7 separate regions of the Homo sapiens genome follow, and all the other regions are linked to region 2. The links are chromatin contacts, found by Hi-C or POLR2A ChIA-PET in ENCODE. All regions are on one chromosome and are shown on one strand. The core of a region is the stretch at or near the end of the contact, and the rest is flanking DNA. Distances in the headings are between cores, read along the strand shown.

Region 1 (3,419 bases), core at 903-3,402, 850 kb before region 2:
GGGGCCTCCAGATGAAAAGGTTAAACTAGAGTCAGGCCTGCTTGAAAGTTTTGAGTCAGGACCTTCAGTGGGAGATTTGCCAGAGTCCCACACAGTAGGGCACAGGCTACTGCTTCCTTGGGTCTCTGGGAGGAGGTTTCTCCTCTCTATAATGGAAAGTTGGATTTCTAGCTTTTTTTCTGGATACTTCATGGGGTACTGTAATTGTGTTGACTAATTGATGCTCTTTCCTGGAGTCTCACTCATTAATTGGGCCCATTTCTATGGAAGGCACAAATATTGTAATGTAAGAATCAGATATATGCTGGTGATGCTGTGTGAAGCAGCAGAGCTGCTGTGAACTCTCTGGGGTCCCAAAAGTCTAGGAAGTTTGGAAAATCCTCTTCCTTGTCTAGGCCTGTGCTTCCCTGTCCTCTCTGTTTGCTTTGCTTCCTCTGTCTTTCTCCTTTCCTTGCTCTTGGTTATCTTCTGAAAGATGAGGCTTCACTTTTCCACACCTTCCTGACCCTCCCTGTCCCCAAAGCAGCGATGCATCTGAAATGGCCTAAAAAGGCGTGGAAACCCAGGGGTTCCTGTTCTGGCAGAAGTTCCTCAGTTGCCCACAGGGCCTGAGGTCTGGGGTGAGGAACACCTGGTCCAGATCAAAGAGCTTTTAGGGTGTGGGGCTGGATTTTTGCATACAGGTTACATCAGGAGTCCAGGAGTAAAATTAATTCTTAGAAGGCCAGATTACATAAAAGGCAAGGCAGAGAGGGTTCTGCAAACACTAACCGCCTCTTGGGTGTCTGATGGTACTCCTCTCATGGCCTCAGCCTGGAGGGAGCTGATGTGGGAGGAATCTGTGGGCCCTGACCTGGAATGCTGCACAGTGGCCTCTGCCAGTGACAGGGGCGGGCAAGGCTGAGTCTAGAAGCAAATGCCAGCCCACAAATGTGCAGTGATTGGCGCCTACAGAGGCCAGGGATAGCTAAGTACTGTGGAGATATAAAATGTGGCTTACCATCCTTGCTCTTAAAAGAAAAAAGGGGAAAAAAAGCAAAGACTAGTTGATTCAGAGCTAAGGTTGCTTGTTAAATAAACTTTTAAATTTTAGAATAGTTTTAGATATACAGAAAAGTTGCAAAGAGTGCCTGAAGTTCTCCCATATGATACCTCCTGCCAGGCTGTTGTTAACATGTTAATCACCATGGTACATTGTAGTGTGTTAATTGTAACCAAAATTGATACATTATTCACCAAATTCCATGTTTTATTCACATTTCCCTAGTTTTTAACCTAATTGTCTTTTTCTGTTCTGGGATTCTATCCAGGATACCATGTTATGTGTATTTGTCATATCTCCCTAGGCTCCTTGTGGTTGTGAGTTTCTCAGAATTTCCTTGTTTTTGATGACCTTGACAGTGTTTAGAGACAGAATCAATTTTTATTTTATCTTATTTATTTATTTTTTTTGAGACAAGGTCTTGCTATGTTGCCTACACTGGTCTCAAACTCTTGGACTCAAGCAATTAGCCTGCCTCAGCCTCCCAAAGTGCTGGGATTTCAGGCGTGAGCCACCATGCCTGGCCTGTCTTATTTATTTAGTCATTTATATCAATATGGACTCAATGGTTTTTTTGTTGTTGTTGTTATTTGGGTTATAATTGTCAAAGTTGAGTCAAATATAGAGACAATTCTCTGTTTTATTTGGGAAGCAAGAATTGCAGTTCTGGGCATATACACAGACTGGATGGTCTTCCATATGTCTGAAGAACAAAGAAGGTTGGAGGTTTTATAAAAAGCAGAAATGTTACCCATTGTTTTGAGAGACAGTTCATTGGTACTAGTAATGTTTCGAGGAGCTGGCAAGCTCTGATTGGTGAGTGTAAAACTATTCTTAGACTCACAGCAGCTTGTTTCAGTAGCTATTAGATAAAACTGGTTTCAGGTCACAATAGGCAGTTTCAGCAGCTGGACTTGCGGAGAATTACCTTCCTGTGGCAGTGTTACGTGCCCAGGGTGCTCTGTCCCTGCTTGGCTTCTTGATTCTGTTTTAGTTGGATATGACAGGAATAACCCAATCCATATGATCAACTTTTATGTAATCCAGTACTAGGGTATTCATTGTGTTGCTCAGATTGTTCCAGCTTTGGCCACTGGGGGCTCTTTCAGTTAGCTCGTGTTCCTCTGACATACCTCCATTATTGTGGGTTGTTTGATTTTTGAGTACTTCCTTATTGGCACTGCAAGATACTCCAGGCTCATCTTGTGTATCTCCTATCCCAGCCCTAGAATCACCCATTTCTCCACAGAACCCTCATCCCTTTTATTGGAGTGTAGTCTTAGAAATCAAGATATGGGTGCCAAGTGGCTAAAGTTATTGTAATCTCAATTTATGTGTACTCAGCTGAGCAAAAGCAAAGCATCCAAATGGCAGCGGCAGCAAGAACTACCTGAGGATTTCTCTCCATTTGCCAGTTCTGTGTTTCCTTCTTGGGCTTTACCCACACAGTTTTCTAGTTGCAGACCTGTTGTGCACCTCATTCGGAGTTCTGTACCCGAAATTGTCTCTGTCACGGTGATGTCTTTATGCACAGGCACTCACTCTGAAGTCACTCACCCTCTCACCAGCTCATGGTGGAGATGCAGTAAAAAGATCTTGAATAAATGAGTTCTGCTAGTTCCTCTCTGAGTCCTGTAGTGGCTCTAGGTCAAAAGCAGTAAAACCTAACCAGAGGAAAAAACCAGAGGGGAAAATATTTTGGACACACGAGAAGCTATGTAGACAGGAAGCAAGTGGGAGCTCCTTGGAGAGGGGAGTTGCTTGAGACTGAAGTTCAGGGAAAGGACCAGGAGACTGGGTTGGTACTGGTTCCTGCGGGCTGGAGGGGGTGGAGTAGGGAGTGTTGTGAAAGTTTCAAGCACAGAGGACTGAATGGAAGCCTCACAATGCAACCTAAGGACTTTGGATTCTTGCTTTTGAGTACATGCACTGTGTGTGTGTGTGTGTGTGTGTGTGTGTGTGTGTGTGTGTGTGTGTGTAAATGGTGTAGTTTGTTGGCTGTCAGCCTTACTAGGAGGCTGGTTTGGAGCCTGTTGCCTTAGCTCTGTGGGGTGATGATGGGAATAGTGAAAAAGAGGGTGACAAAAGCAGAGAGTCTCAAAGAGGGGACAGAACTCAGTGACTGACCAGTTTGGTTGATGGTTGGAAAGAGGTGTCAGATACATCTGAGCTCCCAAGAATGGTGGTACCTGGAAGGGAGAGAAATCAGGAGGAGCCAGTTCTGAAGGGAATGTGGTCTCGGGTCTCAGTGGATACCAGGAGTTCAGGGGCGGGTGACTGGGTAACTTGGAAATACAGGACTGGGCCTTAGGAGTGTCATTAGGGCCAGGCCAAGAGGGGTTTTGGCATCATCTCCTGGATGGCCTTAGTGGATAAA
Region 2 (3,599 bases), core at 205-2,704:
TTTCTTTTTGTATTTTTAGTACAGACGGGGTTTCACCGTGTTAGCCAGGATGGCTACGATCTCCTGACCTCGTGATCCGCCCGCCTCGGCCTCCCAAAGTGCTGAGATTACAGGCGTGAGCCAGCCGCGCCCGGCCAAAATTTTACTTCTTTTAAAAGAAATGGAGTATTTTGTACGAGAAATTTTATACCAACAATTAGAGGGCAAGTTTATGTGTATCTCAGGGTTATTACTGCAGAAATGATTTATAATTTGCCTATCAAAGCAGGAGGCTGTTGCATATCAATGAACTATGATACATTTGCAAATAATACTGAAGCACCCCAAACTTCACAACAAACTGTGAATTCATTCACTCAGCTTCTGACACAGATTCTGACCCACACAGGCCCTCTATAAACGTTGAGCTGAAGAGAAATATTCTTGCAAACTTCAATTCTGATTCCTTTTTCTTTACAGGAAAAGGATTTGAAAAGCATACTTGATTTCATCTTTGTATCTCCATAGAACACAGCAGGTACTCAATAAACATGTATTTAACGTTGAATGAACACGTGCCTGACTTCTGTTCAAATTACTACACTGTTAAGTTTCAAAAGTATTTGAGTCTAAAAAACCAAATTGTAAGCTCCTCGTGAGTGCTATAAAATTGGAAAGGTGCTGTATTTCAAACACAGCAAAGATTTCCACGCTCCCTATCGCCCAAGAAAAATGTCAGTAGGACTGTGACCCTCAGTGAGGGGGCTGGAAGGAGAAGATAATAAGATACTGAATTGAACGTTGGAAGCTGTGCTCCAGGGATAAGCACAGAGAATGCCTACCCTGGAACTTTATAGAATGAGCCCAGAATTTAATTATGGGATAACTGGAAAAAGACGAGATTAAGAAGAGCTATTCTGGGTGTAGGTGTTGGTGGTCAGAGCATTGAGAATGGGGTAAAGAGACGATGCAACCCCTCGTTAGCTTTTCATTTTTCAAACCACAGCCTCTGATTCTTCCTTTTTACAGCTCCGCTGGAAGGGTGGGACGGGACACAGCGCGTCCTCAAATTCCCTAGTCATTTCCTGGACACCCTTACAGGTATCCGCCAAAACAATCAAGGGGCCTGGTCCTTAACTGAACCCCAGGTACCTCCCCAATGGCAAGCCGGCCACTCCCTGCGCCCGGGGAAACAGAGGAAAGCACAGTCCCGGTGGCCCCAACTTCGACGCCTCCTGGTGCGCTTGCGCAAGAGCCTCTGCCAGGACACCGACACCGGTGCTGGGGCCGCGCCCCTCCTCCGCTCCGGATGTGGAGCAGCAGAATGTTCACCAGCACCCGGACGTGGTGGTCGGATTCTTCTCACTACCCTCTGCCTCACCTGAGCTCTCGGTGACGCCTGAGAAGTGAAAGAGCAGCAGTTTCAAAAGACACGTCCACTCCGGCTTTTGCCTTGCAGTAGCTGCCGGCGGCTGCAAACGGGCCGTCACATCCGCCTCCTTATTGGCTGCGAACCTCGCGCGATATCACCTTGGACGCCAGAGGAAGGGGCGGGCGGTCGGGTGGCGAACAGTTCTGCGCGTGCGCCTCCCGCCCAGCAGCCCGGAACCCAAGGTGTCCGACCCTTGCTTTCCTCCGGGTACACGGCCGAACTGGAAGGCCGCAAAGCATTGTGGGAGTTGCAGTTTCTTAGTGCGCAGGCTGTCGTGGCCGGACTTTCTCAGGAGCGTGCTTCAGTATTCACGGTCCAGTGCGCCAGACTGGAAATGAGACAGCTGTGCTCTCGCTCAGCCGTGACGCTTGAACTGCGTTTCCATTCTGTTAGTGTTGAATGAACATTTTTCTTTTTTTTGTTTTCTTTTGTTAACATTTTTCCTAAAGTCGAGGCATAAACATATACAGCACAATTAACTTTTGCATAGTTAAAACCCAAAATATCACCGGCCAGATCCAGATATAGAACATTTTCCACCACCCCTGTAGGTCCCCTCTTGACTCTTCGAAACACAGGAATTTTTAGAACTCGCCCTCGCTTTGAGGGTGAAGCTGAAGACCTATGTTAGGGAATTGATCGGCTGTGTCCTGTTCTGTTTTATTCAGTGACTGTACATAATGCATAATGCATGGATGTTACTGAGAGGTCCCTATTTTGTCCTGAATTTATCTCTCTCGCAAACCCCCAGAGGACTCTATTGGTTCGTTGTGGTTCTTTACTGAACTTCGTGCGGCTGAGAATACAAAGATATAAAGGGAAGCCCAAAGCCCACTCCTGAACCGAAGCGTGCGTTCCCCGTTGGGAGAGGGGTGAGGTGGCGAAATTGACAGCTTCATTGTCCACCTCCGGGTTCTAGAACGTGGAAAACCCGCGGGTGTCGGCTCGTGGCGGACGCTTGAGGGCAGGGGGCGCTCGGGCTGCTGCCTGGTCGGCCGGTCAACCGGAGACGCTCTACCCGAAGCGCAGCTCTCGATGAGCCGCGCCCTGCGTCCTCACGCCGAGGCGGCTGGGCGATGCGCTTGCGCACTGAGAACTCACACCATATGTGTCCTGTTCCAGTGCGCGGGTCTGTGGAGAGCCGGGTGCGAGCGGCGGCAGCACGAGGGGAAAAGAGCTGAGCGGAGACCAAAGTCAGCCGGGAGACAGTGGGTCTGTGAGAGACCGAATAGAGGGGCTGGGGCCACGAGCGCCATTGACAAGCAATGGGGAAGAAACAGAAAAACAAGAGCGAAGACAGGTAGATAGGGGTTGGGTCCGTACGGCGGCGGCCGCCGTGGCTCAGTGGAGTGTGCGGGTCTCGCCGGGCGCGGCGTCGGACCGGGGTCTGGGCTCGCGATGAGCTTCGCGGGGTACCAGGCCTGGGCCCAGAGTGTGCGGAGCGGGCCCAAGCCCCCGGGCCGGGTGGGCACGTAGGGCCTCGACGGCGGGCGGGTCCTCCCAGTCGAGCCTCGCTCCCCCGGCACCCCTTCCCCGGCCTGAGGAGCGGGGTAGTCATTTGAGGGTTCCTGGTCGCGCGGGGAGGGTCAGGCGGCTTCGCCAGCGTGGCCCAGGCCAGTGTGAGTTTTTTTCCGCGCTACTCTTGGCGAGGGTGGGGAAGTTCTTTTTATGCCTCTTATACCTGTGAGTACTTTGGGAGGGAAGGGAGCTTGAATGTGATGTACGGCCGGGTTTCTCTACTCGCGGTTTCAGGTACGTTAGAGTTATGGGGAGGTGTTTAGCAGTTCGCTGTCTCTCAACTTAATCTGATTTGGATACAGTTTTCGTTTATTTAAGGGCTGATTGTCCAGCCCTCATGCTTTTCGCTTTCCTTCTTCCGGCCTGTTTTTTTTTGTCGTTTCTTTGCTCTCTAGCCTTCCCCTAAGAAAGGAAGGGAAGAAGAAGAAACCAACCAACCGAGGTCGCTCCTTTCTAACCACCTGCAATGCTTTGGGGAGGGAGGATAAGGGTATATGCGAGTTACTTACCTAGAGATTTTTGAGACATTTCTGTGTGTCACATTCGATTGAGTTCTGTTACTCATGATGGAAAGAGTTGACTTCCTGGGAGTGAACAACATCTGTTACATTACACGTTCGTACACTACCCACCAAACTTAAATACGAGGCGGAGAGTAAGGTAAATTAAA
Region 3 (3,301 bases), core at 315-2,814, 890 kb before region 2:
GCTACTTGGGAGGCTGAGGCAGGAGAATTGCTTGAACCTGGGAGGCAGAGGTTGCGGTGAGCCGAGATCGCGCCATTGCATTCCAGCCTAGGCAAAAAGAGCGAAACTCCATCCCAAAAATAAATAAATAAACAGCATGGCCATAAAATTTATTGTTTGAACAGGAATACATTTGAGAGTGAAAGAGGGCCCTATTAATAATTTTGCTGCAAAAAGATGTAAACTGGGGCTGTTCCAAGCAAACTAATTGGTCACAGTAATTAAAAAAAATGCAAAAATATTTTTGCATTTCTACAAATTTGATTTTCTTGGCTTTAACTTTGTACTGTGGAGTCAAGGTTCTGTCAATATTTCTTTCCATTTAGCTGGAGAAATAATAAGAGGGAACTGTTTTATTACTAAGTTACTTTTCAGAAGAGAAATAAAATAAAAAGTAAAGAAATAAAAATTTAAAACTAGGACATTTTCTTTTTCTTTTTTCTTTTCTTTTCTTTTCTTTTTTTTTTTTTTTTTTTTAGAGATACAGGGTGTTGCTCTGTCTCCCAGGCTGACACTGCAGCCTCAAATTCCTCTGCTCAATCGATGCTCCTGCCTCAGGCTCCCCAAAAAACTCGTTTTATATTTGTTTATTTTTATTCCAGACTATTGTCTGTATTTTGGTGACATGAGGAGGATCAGACATAATTCTAAATGAGTTCAGAGAATTCTTAATTTCCATTCCTAACTGGTTAATCTCTTTTGTTTTTGAAGCAAATTATATGTTTAAATGCTCTGCCTGAGAAGTATTCTGGTTTATTGAATTAAAATCATTTTAAGAATTTTTTTTTCGGATAAAATGTGAAGACTCAAAGATAAGGATACATTCAGTCCAGTATTTGCCCTTGCTCAAGGAGAAATGCTGTTTTAAAGTCAAAGTGAAAATTTTCTTCCAAAACTTCTGATTATTGTTTTTGTCTATGGAAAAATAGAAACTTGGGGCAAAGTGTAAGGACTGATGCTGTTGCAAGTCTGTTAGTGCACACTTATGCACACAGGCCAGAACAGGTCCGGAAGGACATACACTTAGAGGTTAGCAATTTTCTTTTTTTTGCAAGTCTGTATTTTCAAAGAATTAAGATTTTAATTTTTTGCTTGTCTGGTTGGAATGTTCAGTTTCCTAAACATCTCCTGGGGAGTGAGTACGTCTGCACTTCAGGAAGTGCTCTTGTCCGGAGGGCAAAAGGTTGGGGGCGCATCCCCGGGTCGCGGCTCCTCCAGGAAACTTTCCCTTGGGGATCCGTCAGGGCCTCAGATGCCTCAGTGGATGACAGGGTGAAGATGCCATCGCTCAGTCAAGTCCAGAAGTTCAAGAACTCCTTGCAGGTGAAGCAGTCACAGGATAGGGTGGGATCTTGTGGGAACCTAGCAGTAGGAATTGGCGCGAGCAGCTCGGTCACCGGCCCTACTGTCTCAGAGGGCGGACCCAGCTCGGGCTGGTAGTGGGGCGGGGGTCGCAGGGCGCGGGCCGGGCCCTCAGCGCGCATGCGCGACAAGGGGGCGGGGCCAGGGCGGGGCTGCGCCCGGCGTCTAGAGCGGCGGCGGCTGGCTAGGGCTGCGGCGCGCGTGGAGGGTTCGCTGCTGGTTTGCCGCCGGGTCGGGCTCCGTGGGCCGGGGCAGGAGGACCAGCACCTGAGGCCGGGCCCGCAGCCCGCGACTTCACAGCCAGGCGGCGGCGCTGCTGCTGCTGCGGGGCTCTGGCGCGCAGCCCGGCGGGACAGCGGGGCGGCTGGCGCCGGGGGCCGGGGAGCGCCAGGTAGGTGGGCCGGGCCGGGCAGGAGGCGACGCGGCCGCCGCGGGGGCCGGGGCCGGGGACGGACAGCGGGCGCGGGGGCGCGTCCAGGTCCCCGCTGGGGCGGATGTGGACGGCGCCCGCGGTTTTCATGGAAATTGCACTGCCTAACGGTGCCAGTGGTCCACCTGCGGTGGCGTCTTTTGAGAACAATCCGAGCCCGGCCGACCCCCAGCCCCGTGAAGACGCGGCCGCCCCAGCAGGGAGCCGGGTGCCGAGCGGGCGCGTGGCCGCGGGACGCAGACGCGGTGCCTGCCCGATGCGGCTCCAGGGCTGGGTCTACGGGCTCCTGAAGCTGGAGGCCTTGCCGTGTTTGGGGTGGAAACATAACCGGGTGAAAGTAAACATGCATCTCCGTGTGGGAAATCTGGTCTCCATCCTCGAAACTCTTCCATTTTCTGCCTGCCTTTAGACCCCGACAACATTTCTAGCATCTTTGCTTTCTATATTTTATTTCTCTCTGGCTTTGCTAGTCAATTAATTGAGGCCTGAGAAATGTGCAGGGATCTGTGGCTGTCTCTTGAAAAGCCAGCCAGGAATGGGTAGGCCCCAGAAGACAGACGTTCAAAATGTCAGAGGTAAATTTGTGTCTTTGTGGGCGAAGGAAGGGAATGTTGATGGTCTCGCTTCCCTTCCCCTGTCGCCTGCCCTCTGACATTACATAATGATGGGTTCTTCCTGCCCCGAGTTCATCCGTAATGACAGACCATGAAAATGTTCCTCTGGGTAAGAAAGACCTATATGTGGTAGAGCCCATCTTCTCTTTTGCTTTGCCACTGAATGTGTCTTGTGTTGGGAACCTGCCTAAGAGTGGAATTTGATTTGTCGCCTGCCCCTCAGGGCATTTAAACCAAGGGAATGGGGGTGGGGTGGCGATTTGGGTGTTGCAGAGAAATTCTGACTGGTCCATCTGTTCACAGTGGGTTGTGTGGACCATGGGGAAGCCAGTGGGGTTGAGGACAGAGTGGGTTGACTTCGGTGTGAATCATGGTTCTGCCGCTTGCTGACTCTGGTTCTTATCTCTAAAAGGTGAGAGCAGAGCCTTTTTTGCTGAGTTTGTTTTGGAATCTAGCTGCTGTTGGCGTTGGCCAGTGCACGTAGAATTGCTTGCTATAGGTTGTCCTAGAATTGAGCCTAATTTTTCTTTGGTTGAAAAACACACTTTCTTTAACGGAAATTTTGTTTTTGGATCTAGGCTAGGGCATTTGTTTTGGGGGTTCTTTGCTGAAGTGTCGACTGCTAATGTACTGTTTTCTTTGAAGAAAGATGAATGATGGGGCCCATGTAAGAAGGGCAGTGTGGTTGGTCTGTTGCAGGAGTGGTGCCAGGAGGCCGTGATGCTGTCTGTCCCAGGGGTGGCGTTGCATGTGAACGGGCCTCTCGGTGCCTCATTCCCTGTGATGTCTAGTAAACACGCCTGTGAAGCCAGAGCTGCTTGGTAGAGTTTGGCTTGAAGAAAAGGCTTAAAGAAAT
Region 4 (3,663 bases), core at 56-2,555, 730 kb before region 2:
TCGTTATCACCAGTGTCAGGTACCATGCCTGCCACTTAAGAGGCATTTACCAGGAGCTGGCTGAACGGCAGCACCAGTGAGTAAGGGGCAGAAGGGACACAGCCCTGGACAGGGGAGCCTGAAAACAACGGTACTTCAGTTTCCTCATTTATATAAGGAAGTTGGGCGAGATAATCTCTTAAATTTATAATAACTCAAGTTTTACTAGACATTGGGAGGCGAGAATGGCTGACTGCTAAAATCAGTGAACCAAACAAATTGTGACTCGGTAGAAACACTGGTACAGTCTTACAGTGGATGTCCATTTGGGGGTAATCTTTTCTCTGAAATAACAGCAACTTTCTGAAACTACATCCCCCAATGCAAAGACAATTGCACACAATTGAATGCCCTCTCGTCGGGCCTCTGCAATTGGAAAAGGCACTTGTGCTTTACTTGAGCTCTAATCCAGAACTCAGGTCCACTGTGAACCTCACTACATGTTTCAGTGCATTCCAAGAGGGTGCTGAGGAGACCTGTGTCTGTAGCCGGGGAGTGAAGGAAGAGTGTAGGGGAAGCAAGATACGAAATCGTGAAAATATGGAGTTGCCTTATTTTTACAACTTAACATCCAAGAATGCAGAGAACTGTAACTCAGAAACAAATTCACATCAACACAAGTCAAACTGAGCACACATTGTCACAACTGAACAGGCAGGAGACACTACTGGCCAGGGCAGTGTACCAGGTTTACGCAACTCTCTGGAATCATTAATTCTACAGATTATCATTTCTAGGCAGGCAAGAAACCTGGCTTATTCTCCTTTATGTCTCCAAAGCCTAGTAGAGTGCTAGCATTCAATAAAGGCTTCGTGAACTGAAATGGGTTAACCTTTACAAAAACCCGACAGGGTGCGTTTATCGTTATCTCCGATTTAACCCCACAGGGAACTGGGGCTCCGACAGCTCAGTGGATCTGCGCACGTTCAGTGAGCCCGAGCTGTGACCTACGCCCGGGATGGTTAACTCCAACCGCCGCCGCGGGCGACCCGCTGCCCTCCGCCGAGCCAGGCCTGCCTGGGACAGGGGTCGTCACCACCGGGAGCGCCCGGCCGCGCTACCTGGACCACACAGTCCGACTGCAGCAGACACGCGCCCAGGTCCTCCTTCAGGCCCGCGCACGCGCCGCCCTGCGGCTTGTCCTCATAATACTTAGGCATGACGGCGCTTCCCCTCCGATGCGGACGCGACTTTCTCCCACCGCAACACTTGCAACCGGGTCGGGAGCGAGCGAGGCCCCAGTCTCAGGGGACCGGAAGCCAGCGGCAACAACTTCCGGCGGGCCGCGGCGGTAGGGCCGAGGACTACGGGGGCCGAGAGGTGGCGCGTCCGCGGCGGAAGTCGGTTCCCGTGACGCGGCGCGCCCCAAGGGCCGGCTCCGTTGAGGGAAGGGAAGCCCGCCCGGTGGCGGCTGGGGTCGGCTGCTGGGAGGAGGTGGTGGGCTGGTTCGGACGTGGGTCGAGGCTGTAGCAGGACTCCAGGTGAGGCCTGAGGACCACTCTGCCCTCCCGCGGCCCGGGCTCGCGCCGGGGGCCATTTAATCCCGACAGCTTGCGGCCTGACGTCGCTGCGGCCTGGCAGTGACCATGTCGGCGTCCGGCCCCTCGGCCGGCGATAGAGTTGCGGCTAAAATGAAAGGACGCCCAGTTACATTTGCATCGTAGATAAAGAAAGAGCATTTAGTATAAGCATGTCCGAAATGTTGCGTGGGATGTAGGCATACTAAAACCTTATTCGTGGCCTGTCTGAAATCCAAATGGAGCTGGGTATTCTGTGTTTTTATTTGCTAAATCTGGCAGCCGTACCCGCGGCCCCGGGCAGGGAGGGAGCAGCTGGGCTCGGCCAGACCCTGCCGGCGTCTGGGGGGCCTGCGAAGTGGAGGGGAGACGGGCAGCCGGGCAGTGGCCGGCGTTCCCCGGAGCTCGGACCGGTTGGATTGGACTCCGACGCTACCGCTCCCTCTGCTGAACTATTCCGGATGTAAAACACTAGGGATCGGAGTTTTTCTTGGTTTTTTAATCTCATTCTAGTGACCGAGAAGCTTGCTGGCAGTGCGCTGATGGATCTGTGTGAATAGGCCATTTATTTGACCTCTTCAGTAACACTGTTCTAACCGGCTGAAACTGCTTTCTTAGGCATTTTCTTAAAAGCTTGGTGGTTAAGAGCACGGAATTTCGAGTCAGATTTCCAATCTTGGCTCTATCACTATCCTCGGAGTCATGGGGCAGTCACATCATCCCTGTCTCTGTAATGGTAGCTGCCCCTGGATAAGTGTTATTAGGTGATTCAGAAGGGTGGGCTGTTGCCCTTGCCTGAGGTTGCAGTCTGCGGTTCCCAAGCCCCAAGACCCGCCTCAGAACTAACTGCATTTGCTTTTGACTCCTGGCCTTTCTCTAGGGTTGGGAAGAACATGGAAAGTGACCTCCCTGCCAAATAACTCAGAAGAGGAGTGTCGGTAGCCAAATGTTTCTTCAGAATACGTGTAAAAGAAATGTTTTTCTTCCATCTAGGAAGATGTTACCGAGTACTTCAGTGAATTCCTTAGTGCAGGGGAACGGAGTCTTGAATTCCAGGGATGCGGCAAGACACACAGCCGGAGCGAAACGCTACAAATATCTGAGAAGGCTTTTCCGCTTTCGGCAAATGGACTTTGAATTTGCTGCCTGGCAGATGCTCTACCTGTTCACATCCCCACAGAGAGTTTACAGAAATTTTCATTATCGAAAACAGACGAAGGACCAGTGGGCCAGAGATGACCCTGCTTTCTTGGTCCTGTTAAGTATCTGGCTCTGTGGTAAGTGTGTTTATCTGAGATAGAATTGAACGCTGAGTGTTTCTGATTAGATTTTTTGTTATAAATGTGTTGTGGGTCAGAATCTGGAAATATTGGAAACTATTTCTCCTTTTTACTGAAGCCTCAAAAAATCTCACAGGAAAGAAAGTTGTAGTCTTGGTTCTACAGGTCCCAAGCAGATGCCAGAGTAAACTGTTACCCTAGGACATTGAAAAGCAGGGGACAAGATTCACTCCATATCTTTTTAAGTACTTGAATCGGTACCCAAATGTCAGCTGACTGTGAATAGGAATATGAAACTGGAAATTGCATTTCACAGGCAAATCCACAGTGAGAATTGTAAAGGTATTGATGGGAACCTGAGAAACTGAAGTTCTCCAATTCCATAATGCAAGGGTCTCATTTACCTGTAGGGTGTTGAAGTGGGTAAGATATTGAAGTTTATAGGGTGTTTTGCACCTTAACTGGACTTAAACTATGTTAGTGCCTTCTCTACACTGGCGTTCTAAATACTGAGGCCACCGTGGTGAATCAGCCTGGCAAGGGCCCACCTCAGGAAACTTCAACTCTCTCAGTGGCCACGCTGTGTCCCAAGGTAGTGTTCACACATCTTGGGAGTTTTGTTTAAAGACCTGTCTCTCCCACTAGCCTGGGCATCTGGAGGGCAAGGGATGTGTCCTGTATTTCCAGAACCTAGCAGAGTCCCTAAATGAATCTTGTGAATCTTTCTTTCAGTGTCCACTATAGGATTTGGCTTTGTGCTGGACATGGGATTCTTTGAGACAATAAAGCTTCTCCTTTGGGTTGTACTCATAGATTGTGTAGGCGTT
Region 5 (3,371 bases), core at 126-2,625, 900 kb after region 2:
CAAATTGACCAACGTAAAAATGGGCTGATGAAGTTCAGCATTGGTGAGGGTATAGGAAGTAACTGGCACCCAGGTACATTGTTGGTGCAAGTGTAAATCAGTACACCTTCTTGGCTTGCAACCTAGCAATATCTACTGAAATGTTTAAAGTTCTAATCTTTTAACTCTGTATTTCTACTTCTAACATTTAAGCCTCTAAAGCCTCAAGAATGTTCCTTGGGGCTTTGTTTAAAGACTTTAAAGTATTAAAAACGTAAAAGTAACCCAAATGAACTCTGAAGAAGAAGATTAAATAAATGCTGGTACAGCCGAAAGATGAAATACCACACACGTCTTAAGAATGGGTTAGACCTTCCTGTCCCTACTGATATGTAAAGTGAAAAACGCAAGCTCCGAACTGCATTGGTGGTATGAGTCCACATCCAAAGTAATCAACAGCAACAGTAAGAGGGTTAGTATCAGTGTGAAAAAAGAAGACGGAGAATTATGCACCAATTTTTGGCAGCATGTCCCTAGAAATGAGATTACTTACATTCTTGTAAGGTTTGGAATTTTACATAACTTTGCACCATGTCATCAGAAGAAAAAGGCAGGGCACATCTTAGTGTAGGCTGAAACACATTTCCATTCAGTGGCTATCTGGAGGGGTTATTCATGAAATTTGTAAACATGTGGGCATTCAAAGTGATATTTCATAGAGGCTCTAAGAGACAAATTTCCCACATGAATAAACAAAGGAAGGTATGGGGAAGTCTATGTGGCAAAGTTTATTTAGATCCTCGAATCAAGAGTTGCAATTGGTTACGTGTCTTTGAACAACTAATTTGTAAGCTTCCCAGAGTCCTGGTTTTCTCATCTGCAACGTGTGGTTGGGCAAGGCAACCTTCTTAAGGACTTCTCCAGTTGAAATGGGCTCAGCCTGCAAGTAAGTGGAATTTAGGTAAATGATAATCCTAGCAATGGAAGGTGCTGCTCATGTCTGCTAGGACGAGTGCCTGAGAGCTAGCGGACTTCAAAGTCAGCTAAACAGACTTTCCCAGCTTAATGTAGCTAGGTGGCCTTTTCCCCTTCAGCACTTTCTCTCCTTCATCCCAGGTGGTCTGCTTCCCCATCTCTAGTTGACTGAAGAAATTAAAGAGAAAAAGAGAGAGAGAGCAAGACTGAGATGGAGAGCGTAAAGAAAATCAAATGTATTAGGAAGAAGAAAAGATGAATGGTGTGCGAACTGGGTCAGATAGGAGGGAGGGCAGTTAAAGATGAGTTACTGGAGGTGCAAGTCACACTAACAAAACTTTGAAAAACAAACGAAGGCCTGGTGAGGCGATGACTAACACAGCTATAGATCCGGGCATTGCAGGCCGTCCCAGAGGGCCGGCTTTACAACGTGGCCATTGATCCAGCCCAGGTGTGCACAGCCTCGGCCACTCTCATTTCCCCTTCCTGCCCACAGCCTCCCCGCTGCTCAGGAAGCTGTGCAGCCCTGGCTGTGCATGTAGAACTCAACCGCAGGTCAGGGAGCCTGGGGAGCTGGGGGCTCCAGGCCCTGTTCTCACTGTAAGAGCAGCTTTTGTGTCAAAGGCAAGTTCACAGCCGCTGAGTCTTCCGAGGCATTGCAGAGCTTACGCCTTTACCGCCAGCCGGTGCTAGGCCCAGGGAGAATGATGAAGTCGTCGAGGATATTAGAACCACCATAACGTATTTCCTGGGCATTTTGTGGCCTTACCTGCAGGTAGGTATGACGATAAGCACATCAAGCAGACGGGGAGGTCAGGTGACTTGTCCAAGTCACCCAGCCAGAAGTAACAGAGCCAAGACTCAAACCCAGATCCGCTCAGTTTCTCCTGCTCTGATATTGCTGCCTTTGATTTTTGCCTTTGGATCTTTCCAGACCTATCTCCCACCCCTTGCTCCATCCCACTGAGTGTGCCCCATGGCTTTCTTGTATGCTGCGGGCCTTCCAGCCAGAAAGCTGGACCTGGCAGTGAAGGTGTGGACACACCTTAACACATGGAGGTTAAAAGCCACGACAGTCGGGAGCTCACTGAAATGGCTTATTGCTGCCTCTCCTGGGCATAACTGCAATCTGGGTGAGATCCCAGGAGACCAAGCCAACTTTAAGATGCAAAGGGACAAGTCTCTAAGGGTTTTCAGATATTGGTGGGTGAAGGATAGGGAAAGAGCCCAGAGGGGCAGGGAGGAGAGGAGCGAGGGGAGAACGAGAGGCCTTCCACAGTCTCTCAATGTATCAGAGTCAGCTGTTGCCACAGCTGTTATGAGTTGAAGTGTGGCCCCCAAAATTCACAGATTGAAGTCCTAACTCCTGTACCTCAGAATGTGACCACATTTGGAAATAGGCCTGTTGAGATCACATTGGATTAGGATGGGCCCCTAATCCGTATGACTTTATACAAAGGGGAAATTTGGACACAGACCCACATACAGAGGGAATGCCGTGTGAACATGAAGACGGCTACCTACAAGCCAAAGAGAAGGGCCTGGAGCAGATTCTCCATCACAGCCCTCAGAAGGACACCTGCTGACGCCTTGGTCTCGGGCTTCCAGCCTGCAGAGCTGCAAGAGAACACCTCTCTGTAGTTTATGTTGCTCAGATTGTGGTACTTTGTAAAGGCAGCCTTAGCAAACGAATGCAATAGCTCATTTTCAAAGCCCTTCTCAGAGAAACCTATGCCATGGACAACAGTTCTCAGGTGTGAGAGAACTGTTAGGGCAAGATTCTAGATGGCTTCAGAATGATTTCTAATTATTACACATTATAATACGGCAAAGGCAGAGTTAGTGATTTCAGCTCAAAATCACCATGGCTTTTCTGTGACATTTCCCTCACTTCTCAGGAAACCTTCCAAGAACCATCCATGGAGAGTGGTGTTGTGCATTCTGTAGGAAGTACTTGTCTTTACTGACAGATTTCAAATAAGCACACAAACAAACACCTTGGGGAGAGGATACCCAAAGCACAAGGTCCCGAACTATTAGATGATAATTAGAATGAATGCATATTGATTACACTTAACCATGTTTTAGTCTTCTATATAATTGCCAATTGGAAAATCTATGCATCTGACAAAATGATCTAATTTTTCCACTTAGCATTCTTACATTTTTGTATCATACTGGGAAAGAATGTATCTGTAGAATATGGGCTTCAAAACAAATGGAATCAAACAAAGATGTTCTTTGTTTAAGGAACATATTCTAAATTAGGGCCATGAGAACATGCACAGTTTTGTGGCAATTTTGCAAAACATGGTTTACTTTGATGACTTGATAAAACCCTGCACTCTATCTACAGACATTTCTGATTTTTCTGTAATCAGATATGCATTTTGCTGGGTGGAAGTATAAACACAAAT
Region 6 (3,621 bases), core at 394-2,893, 870 kb before region 2:
CCATGCCCTCCCAGCATTTCAGCTGTTCCAACCAAGGTGCTCTACATCTCAGAGGGAAGGCAACGGCCTGGGCAGCACGTTGCACGTACATTTTGGAGTCATGTTGGTTGGTGGTCTTCAGTTTCTGAATCTGTGATATGGCATGGTCATTCATCACAGGCGAGGTGATGCAAAGTTACCAACTGGGAGCACACCTGCCCCTTCTCATTCACTCACGCAGCAGGTAGTTTTCAGGCACAAAGGAATTGACTTGTGGAGCTGGCCCTGGGGTCTGTCTGTAGGAGAGCAGGAAGTAGTAGCCACCTGCGGAGGGCTCACAGGCATGTGCCTGCGAGACTGCTTACAAGCCCCTGTGCGGGATTTAGGGCAGACCAGAGCCATGAGCGTCCATGGTCAAGTGAAGGTCTGGTAGGTGTGAGCTGTTAGCCCTAGGGTCTGCTGCATGCGGTGCCAGGGGCTGAGGAATGCTGAGGCAGCTTTTCCTCCAGTCTCTGCTCGCTCCGTGCACAGCCCTTGTCTCCTGCCTGATAGTGGTCAGTAGTCAGTTGGCTTAGGGTACACGGTCTCCACCCAGTGAACCTGGCGCTGGCAGAAGCTTGTAGAAGAATGGGTGCAAAAAAGATATCTCAGAGGGCCTGCAGATGGCTGTTTTTAGGAAGTGAATAGGCTTCTTCTTTTTCTTCATTTTTTCTTTAAGATACTCTTGAGGTTTTGAGGCTCCACCCTGAGCTCTTTGTGGCTGAGGGCTGCTGTGGCTTGATGAAGGGGACAGTCTTCAAATCTTGCACAGGCTGGGGAAGGTTGGGACAGCACAGCCCTGAGTCTCGAACAAAATGGGGCAGAGGGGAGGGCAGGAGAGCCGTCAGATTCATGGGGCCACATCCTCGCAGCAACCCAGGGGAAGCTGAGGCCCCAGGGTCTGCATGATGGAGGCCGAGCACGACGGAGGAAGTGGAATTATTGCACATGGTGGGTTTCGACACTTGGGACTCGCTCCTCAAAGAGGAAAATCGAGAGTGGGGGTGCACAGAGCAAGGGCTGAAGAAACAAAAAGCAGGGGGTTTAGGGGAGAGATAAACCTCTTTGCATGAGTCAAGCTGAAAAGCAGTTTGGAAGGTCAAGTGCTAGCCAGTGTCTTTTTTTGCCTGCCCAGCCTCTTCTTCTGCCATGTCTGCCCTGACAGGGGCAGAGTTCTCAGTTCCCATGTCAGAACTCGGCACCAGCTTCTCTGTTGACAGTTGCAAGGCCTGTGGCTGAGAGAAGTACTTGTGCTGTGTTTCTGCAAGGTAAGATGGCCCTGATCACAGCTCATGATGCCTGAGATCAGGAGGGTCTGCTCCATGAGATATCAGCAGAGGCCATCCTGTGAAATATTTTAACTAATTGAACTGAATGTTGAAGACAAGGCCTGTGGCAGTGTTGTATTTATATGTGACAAGCCGAGAGTCCTTGGACAACCTTGGAAACTCCTTTTTAGGACAGAATCAACTGAGACGATACACACGAAGGAGCTTTTGTGAGCAGAGTACAGAGCTCGTTATTGCAGTACAAGGTTGTAGGTTTTCACACAGCTTTTGAGGATGGGTTGGTGGCCCAGGGAGGATGTCAGGAACTGTCCTTCACTAATGGGGATTCTCGAGTTCCTACCACGTGCCAGATAGCGTGCTGATTGCTTTGTATCCACTTCCCTTTTAATCCCTTGTATTAGCTTCCTGTGGTTGCTGTAACAAACTCGGTGGCTTAAAGCGAAAGGAACTTATTCTCTCACTGTTCTGGCCTCCAGAATCACTGGGCTGAATCAAGCTGTGGGCAAGGCCATGTTCCCTCCAGTAGCTTAGGGCGGAATCCATTCTGTGGCTGCTGGCTTGCCTCGGCTGCCGGCCCCTTCCTCATCTTCACACCAGCAGGGTAACATCTTCTCTCCGTGACTCCGCTTCTCTCTGCTTCTGTCACACGGCCCTCTCTTCTCTCCGAAATCTCCTGCCTTCATATAAGGACATTTGTGATGGCATTTGGGGCCTACCAGTGTAATCTAGGATAATCTCATCTCAAGATTCGAAACTTAATTGAGTCTGCAAATCCTTTGCTGTATAAGGTAACATTAATAGGTTCCAAGGATTTGAACGTGAACCTCTTTTGCAGGGGGCATTATTTGACCTGCCATACCTCACAGCAGCCTGATGAGGACCATACTGTCCCACATACAGTGGGCTTAATGAGGAAGCTGAGGCTTGGGGAGGCCTAGGGGTGGCCATGGTCCTTTCCTCTCCCAGACTCTGGGGTAGCTGACTCTGGGGTCATTTTGTCATGTTGCTGGGCACTCACTTGGTGAACAGATAATCCCCTGTCATTTTACTATGTTGTTACATGGGTTTGAAAAAAGAGTTTTTCAACTCTCTGGCTGAGCCCCTGTTCCTGTGAGGGCCTGTGGTTTTTCCTCCCGGCTCCACCCTGGTTTCGGCGCAGTACTTGAGCAGACGGTGGCTTGGGTCTCACTCTAGCGCCCTCCCCCTTCCTCTCTGGCTGTGTGCCCAGGCTGGCCCTGCCCACCTTGCTCAGTCTCTGCTCCATCTGCCACAAGTCTCACTCCAGCCCTCCCCCCAGTAGCTTAGGAAGGGACCTTCTTGTTACGTTTTTTGTTTTGTTTTGTTTTTTGTTTTTTTGTTTTTTTGAGATGGAGTCTCACTCTGTTGCCCAGGCTGGAATGCAGTGGCGTGATCTCTGCTCACTGCAACCTCTGTCTCCTGGATTCAAGCGATTCTCCTGCCTCAGCCTCTTGAGTAGCTGGGACTACAGGCGTACGCCACCATGCACAGCTAATTTTTGTATTTTTAATAGAGATGGGGTTTCACCATGTTGGCCAGGTTGGTCTTGAACTCTTGACCTCAAGCAATCTGCCCGCCTTGGCCTTCCAAAGTGCTGGGATTACAGGCGTGAGCCACCGTGCCCGGCCTTGTTATGTTTTTTAAGCTAACCCTGTAGAGCACTCACTGTGCACCAGCACCTGTTGGCTCAAGGGGGTGACAGACATTCCCTATCACAGATTACAATGAGTCACCGGCATTTTTGGAATTTCACTAAGCGTCGTTGCTGTGCTGTGCCTCAGCATGCAGCACTTCATTTAATCCTCTGGACACCTTGAATGATAAGTGTCTGTCATCCCATTTTACCCGTGAGAGAATTGCGGCTCAGAGAAGTTGTCACCCAGCTGGTTGGTGGCAGAGGTTTCAGAGGTCTTTCTGTGCATAAAACCCTCACTTATGGTTATGCCAGGTAGGCCTTGGAGGGGATAGACCCATCGCCAAACTCACAGGAGAGAGAGGAGGGCACTCACAGGTGATGATGTCTATCTGTCTTCTTTCTGGTGGGGACCCAGAGTTTTATTTCCATCTCGTTTTCTTTATGAATGCTTGTCTCACACTTATGTATTTTTTGGGCAGTCCCTGAATAACTACACCAGGCTTCTGAATGCCGAGTTTCTTAGAGTAGCCGGGAAAGGGCCTTTTTCTTTTCCTCTTGGATGTTCTCTTAGTCTGTTTTGTGCTGCTATAAAAGAATACCTGAGGCTGGGTAGTTTTTAAAGAAAAGAGGTTTACTTGGCTCACAATTCTGATGGCTGGA
Region 7 (3,450 bases), core at 78-2,577, 810 kb after region 2:
AAATATACATATGCATAACACCACTAAACACTAAGTGCAGTTACGCCTAGAACAAGGGAATAGCAGTTGACAGAAACACAACCAAAACTAAGAATATTAAATGTCTGTATTACTTTCACTGTAATCACTTCACTTCAACAGTGAGATGGGATAGCCCTAGGTAAAGGAAGGTGCTCTTGTAGTTAGAACATTCTTAAATTTTGCACCAAGGAACACATGCTTTTAATAATGGCAGAGACAACATTTTTTGATGGATTATTTAGTTTGTACGATCAACATTCAAAGAATGAGTTTACCACCACTTTGTTATTGTAAACACTTGACCTTTAGCTACCTGAATGATCCCCTCTTTGAATAAAAGGAATTATGAAACACATGTGTAGACATATTTCATTTTTATATATGTGAGACTCGAATAGCAAGGAAATCACATATTAGGAAAAAAACCCCTTTGTCTTGCTATTAGTTCTCTTTGGTTTCAAAAATCTGGTCACTGTGTATATTGCATTATATCATATGTGTGTGTACATATATATACACACATAAACACACATACACACAATGTCATGTGTATAAATACATGATGTGTTTATGCACATACACAGACACACACACACAAATACACACATATACAATGTTCCATCCAAGAAATACAAATATAGTGCTGTTAGCCCCTAACAGTGAGGAGGTCATTATTCCAAGTCATTTCTGCAGAAGTGACGGTGGCCTTAGGTGGAACTGCCCATGATCTCTCCTTGCAAGCTCACTCACTGGGGCCATTGACTGGGATCCAGTCTGTGGCCATGTCATGGTTTCTATTTTTGAGGTTATAGCTAATGAGCAACATGAGGTTAAGACACACTTTTCATAAGGCCCCAGCCAGCATCATAAATATGTGTGTGAGCATGTTCACACTCAGGTTATGTCTTCTTTATGTGCACCCTCTACCACACACACACACACACATGCACACGCACACACACTGACGGCTTCAGTGACCAACTTTGGTCACATCCCATCTCTTCCTTCTCAATCCCTCTGGCTGTTCACCAGGGCCTGGACCATCTCGGTGAGGCTGACCAAGAATGCTCCCCCTGCCCTGACCAGCGGAGCATGGGCACAGCTACTTAGAGCGCCACCCTTCAGGACACAAAGTCGGGGCTACCTCTCTTCCAGGCAAGGCATCCTAGAGGGCCCGCACACCCTCCAGTTTGATCTTACCTCTCAGCTCCCGTTCCTTTTCTTTCTCTCCCCAGTAAGTCGTTGAACGTCTTTCTTCTGAGGCTGAGCGTGGAGCTCTCTTCTCGCTGGCGAGCTTTCTGAATGGCACTTTCTGTACAAACAGGAAGAGCATGTGTGGTCACAACCCAAGTGTGCAGGTGTTGATAGAGGATGTGAAAGTGTGGAGGCGAGTGACTAAACCAGATACCCAACCGGCCAACTCTCACTTGTGGCAGGGCCTGGTCTACCAGAAGGCTGGAAGCAGGAACCTGGACTCTACTCTGGGGAGACCAACTGACAAAAGCAGAGGATGGTGGCCCTGGAGGCCAAGGGAGAAGGTCTCTTTGACTCCTGTGCTTTCTAACCCTATGCAGACCCATAAAAGAATCCCAGGAACATTTTGGAATCTCTTAGATATATGATTATCAAGAATGTTGATTTCAATGGGCTGCTTAACTTGTCCAAAGCTCTGCTGGTTTCCCAGGCTGTCTGGGCCTCCAAGAGATCAGGACCAAAGGCTCATCCTGCATTGGAACTGTGACAAGTCTTCCAGACCTTTCTAGAACAAAGCTACACCAGGAAAGAAGAGTCTTAGGCAAGGAATCAGATGTCCTAAGGCTGCTCTACATGACCTACATGATGGGTGTTACCTCCTCATCTCCCATTCAGTCAACCCACGGGCACTGGACTTCCTGCCCGACACCCTTCCCTCTCCCCATTCATGCCTGGAATTATTTTCACTAATGACACCAGGGATTCACTAATGGATGCTTTTTCAGTTCCTGTCCTATTTGTCTCCACTGGCAGTGTTTGACTTCCCTGTAGTGTTGACCATTTCTTTCCTCCCAGAACTTCTGCCTGGGCCGCCATGACTCCATACTCTCCTGGTTTTTGTCAGGCGGTCTCTCACACTGGCAGGCTTCCATTCTTTGGTCTTAATTTTCGCCCTCCTGCAAGCTCCACTCTCCGCCTCATGGTTCCTGTTCTCCATGGGTGGCCTCTTCCCAGCTCCAGATGGAACTTGCCAAGCCCACATCCATAGCATCACACATTTCTGCTGTTCTCCTGGAACATCCCCCAGCACCTCCCGTCAGACTCGCCACAATGAAACCCTGCTCTGTCCTCTACCCCACTCATTACTTACCATGTGGCCTGTGAATTCCCTCCTGCCTTGTCCCAGCTTGCTCCTCAGGTCTCTACCCCCTTCTGAGTTTACCACCTTCTGATCTCTCACTTTGCCTCTGCTAATCTGGCTTCTTCAGGTTTGACCCTCCATTATCCTCATCCAAACAGGCCCGTCCTTATCCTGAGAATGGATACCTAGAAACTTCCCCACCCAGTCCTATCCCAAGCCCTGGGAAATTATCCCAGTATTGTCTGCCTCATGTCCCTGGCAAGGAGAAAACGTTTCTTTATCTTATACCCAAACCAGAAATGGGGAGGCTTCCCACGTTCTTCTCTTTGCTGAATACTCTTCAACCTTCCATCACCAAGCCCTGCCCATTCTACCTCTTCAGTCACTCCTCAGATCCTTCTTCCCGTCCGCATCTCCACAGCCACACCCTCCCTCCATTGCCTCTCATCACTGCCCTAATCCCCAAGGGGTACGTGCACCCAGGGCACACCAGACCGTTCACTGAAGGATGAGAAGAAAGGAATTGAATGTCTATCTACCCACACTTGTCTGGTTTTTGTATTTAATTAAGACTCACATACCATAAAATGAGCCGTTTTAAGATGGGGAATCCTGTGGCATTGAGTACACTCACAATGCTGTGCAGCCACCACCTCCATCGAGTTCCCAGACTTACATCTATTTTTACGTCATGTTTTTAGTGTTTACATTTTGTGTATGTTTCAAGGCATGCAATGTGTGAATACAGTTGTATTGTATATCATTTGTGAATAATCATACATCTGCTCAGAATAGGCGGCAAAGACTTTTTTGCTGAAGAAGATACAAAATTAGAAAAGTGGGGACACGTGACCTCCTAACTCATCTCTCACATGTCAGGCTCTAGAGTGTTTTCCAAACTGCCTCCAAATTTTCTCTGCAAAAGACTACAAAAATGATGACAGTACACTCCCCTCACCCCACGACCAGTCCTTAAACGCTTCAATGGCTCCCTGTCACCCACAGGAAAATCCCAAGGCTCCATCGCTGGGCAGGCGAGATGTTGGATTCAGTGGCCTCTGCCCACTCCCCAATACCATCTCTTGCCATCCTTG

Evidence for each region. A loop is a pair of places that touch in the nucleus more often than their neighbours do. ChIA-PET counts read pairs that join two places held with the same protein, here RNA polymerase II (POLR2A). Pooled maps may share reads with other maps.
Region 1: a map with no recorded cell type shows a loop between it and region 2 (7-fold over the local background). The contact joins the enhancer-like site here to the promoter of TXNDC9 in region 2. A Hi-C loop is called at or near these places in 5 of 37 single-sample maps with no recorded cell type and 3 of 50 pooled maps. POLR2A ChIA-PET finds 5 or more read pairs at or near these places in 1 of 52 experiments (OCI-LY7).
Region 3: a pooled map shows a loop between it and region 2 (5-fold over the local background). The contact joins the promoter of INPP4A here to the promoter of TXNDC9 in region 2. A Hi-C loop is called at or near these places in 3 of 37 single-sample maps with no recorded cell type and 7 of 50 pooled maps.
Region 4: a map of dorsolateral prefrontal cortex shows a loop between it and region 2 (12-fold over the local background). The contact joins the promoter of COA5 here to the promoter of TXNDC9 in region 2. A Hi-C loop is called at or near these places in 12 of 168 maps with a recorded cell type or tissue (B cell, CD14-positive monocyte, CD4-positive, alpha-beta memory T cell and 6 more), 20 of 37 single-sample maps with no recorded cell type and 25 of 50 pooled maps. POLR2A ChIA-PET finds 5 or more read pairs at or near these places in 2 of 52 experiments (MCF 10A and naive thymus-derived CD8-positive, alpha-beta T cell).
Region 5: a map with no recorded cell type shows a loop between it and region 2 (6-fold over the local background). The contact joins the enhancer-like site here to the promoter of TXNDC9 in region 2. A Hi-C loop is called at or near these places in 2 of 168 maps with a recorded cell type or tissue (B cell and OCI-LY7), 5 of 37 single-sample maps with no recorded cell type and 4 of 50 pooled maps.
Region 6: a map of naive thymus-derived CD4-positive, alpha-beta T cell shows a loop between it and region 2 (6-fold over the local background). The contact joins the enhancer-like site here to the promoter of TXNDC9 in region 2. A Hi-C loop is called at or near these places in 1 of 168 maps with a recorded cell type or tissue (naive thymus-derived CD4-positive, alpha-beta T cell), 11 of 37 single-sample maps with no recorded cell type and 11 of 50 pooled maps.
Region 7: a loop to region 2 is called in a map with no recorded cell type, with 17 times the contacts of the local background. The contact joins the promoter of AFF3 here to the promoter of TXNDC9 in region 2. A Hi-C loop is called at or near these places in 2 of 37 single-sample maps with no recorded cell type and 3 of 50 pooled maps. POLR2A ChIA-PET finds 5 or more read pairs at or near these places in 1 of 52 experiments (OCI-LY7).

Annotation. Positions count from the first base shown.
Region 1 is chr2:98,485,964-98,489,382 of GRCh38, forward strand. The region is part of intron 1 of INPP4A (inositol polyphosphate-4-phosphatase type I A); the gene reads left to right. Among named protein-coding and RNA genes, the nearest start is that of INPP4A, 43 kb to the left of the region's middle. RefSeq lists an enhancer at 2,020-2,099. Within about 2 kb of position 2,153, at least 5 of the 41 ENCODE cell types and tissues checked have a DNase peak (open chromatin) inside an H3K27ac peak, as active enhancers do.
Region 2 is chr2:99,334,879-99,338,477 of GRCh38, forward strand. TXNDC9 (thioredoxin domain containing 9) reads right to left here and starts at 1,455. Exons shown (of 5, transcript NM_005783.4): 1 at 1,361-1,455. EIF5B (eukaryotic translation initiation factor 5B) reads left to right here and starts at 2,511. Exons shown (of 24, transcript NM_015904.4): 1 at 2,511-2,711. The coding sequence starts at 2,677. RefSeq lists enhancers at 940-1,169, 1,223-1,763, 1,300-1,349, 1,600-1,749, 2,110-2,159 and 5 more and a silencer at 2,780-2,939.
Region 3 is chr2:98,443,294-98,446,594 of GRCh38, forward strand. It overlaps INPP4A (inositol polyphosphate-4-phosphatase type I A), which reads left to right and starts at 1,565. Exons shown (of 25, transcript NM_001134225.2): 1 at 1,565-1,792. RefSeq lists a silencer at 1,395-2,034.
Region 4 is chr2:98,607,207-98,610,869 of GRCh38, forward strand. COA5 (cytochrome c oxidase assembly factor 5) reads right to left here and starts at 1,306. Exons shown (of 3, transcript NM_001008215.3): 1 at 1,101-1,306. The coding sequence starts at 1,199. It overlaps UNC50 (unc-50 inner nuclear membrane RNA binding protein), which reads left to right and starts at 1,383. Exons shown (of 6, transcript NM_014044.7): 1 at 1,383-1,520; 2 at 2,550-2,833; 3 at 3,569-3,663. The coding sequence starts at 2,554. RefSeq lists an enhancer at 458-1,447 and a silencer at 1,511-1,610.
Region 5 is chr2:100,233,821-100,237,191 of GRCh38, forward strand. All of the region lies in intron 1 of LINC01104 (long intergenic non-protein coding RNA 1104), which reads left to right. Among named protein-coding and RNA genes, the nearest start is that of LINC01104, 27 kb to the left of the region's middle. Within about 2 kb of position 1,376, at least 5 of the 41 ENCODE cell types and tissues checked have a DNase peak (open chromatin) inside an H3K27ac peak, as active enhancers do; they include B cell and OCI-LY7, where a contact is called at or near this core.
Region 6 is chr2:98,463,393-98,467,013 of GRCh38, forward strand. All of the region lies in intron 1 of INPP4A (inositol polyphosphate-4-phosphatase type I A), which reads left to right. Among named protein-coding and RNA genes, the nearest start is that of INPP4A, 20 kb to the left of the region's middle. RefSeq lists enhancers at 1-417, 604-653, 1,904-2,043, 2,054-2,363, 2,462-3,026. Within about 2 kb of position 1,644, at least 25 of the 41 ENCODE cell types and tissues checked have a DNase peak (open chromatin) inside an H3K27ac peak, as active enhancers do.
Region 7 is chr2:100,141,263-100,144,712 of GRCh38, forward strand. It overlaps AFF3 (ALF transcription elongation factor 3), which reads right to left and starts at 1,328. Exons shown (of 25, transcript NM_001386135.1): 1 at 1,222-1,328.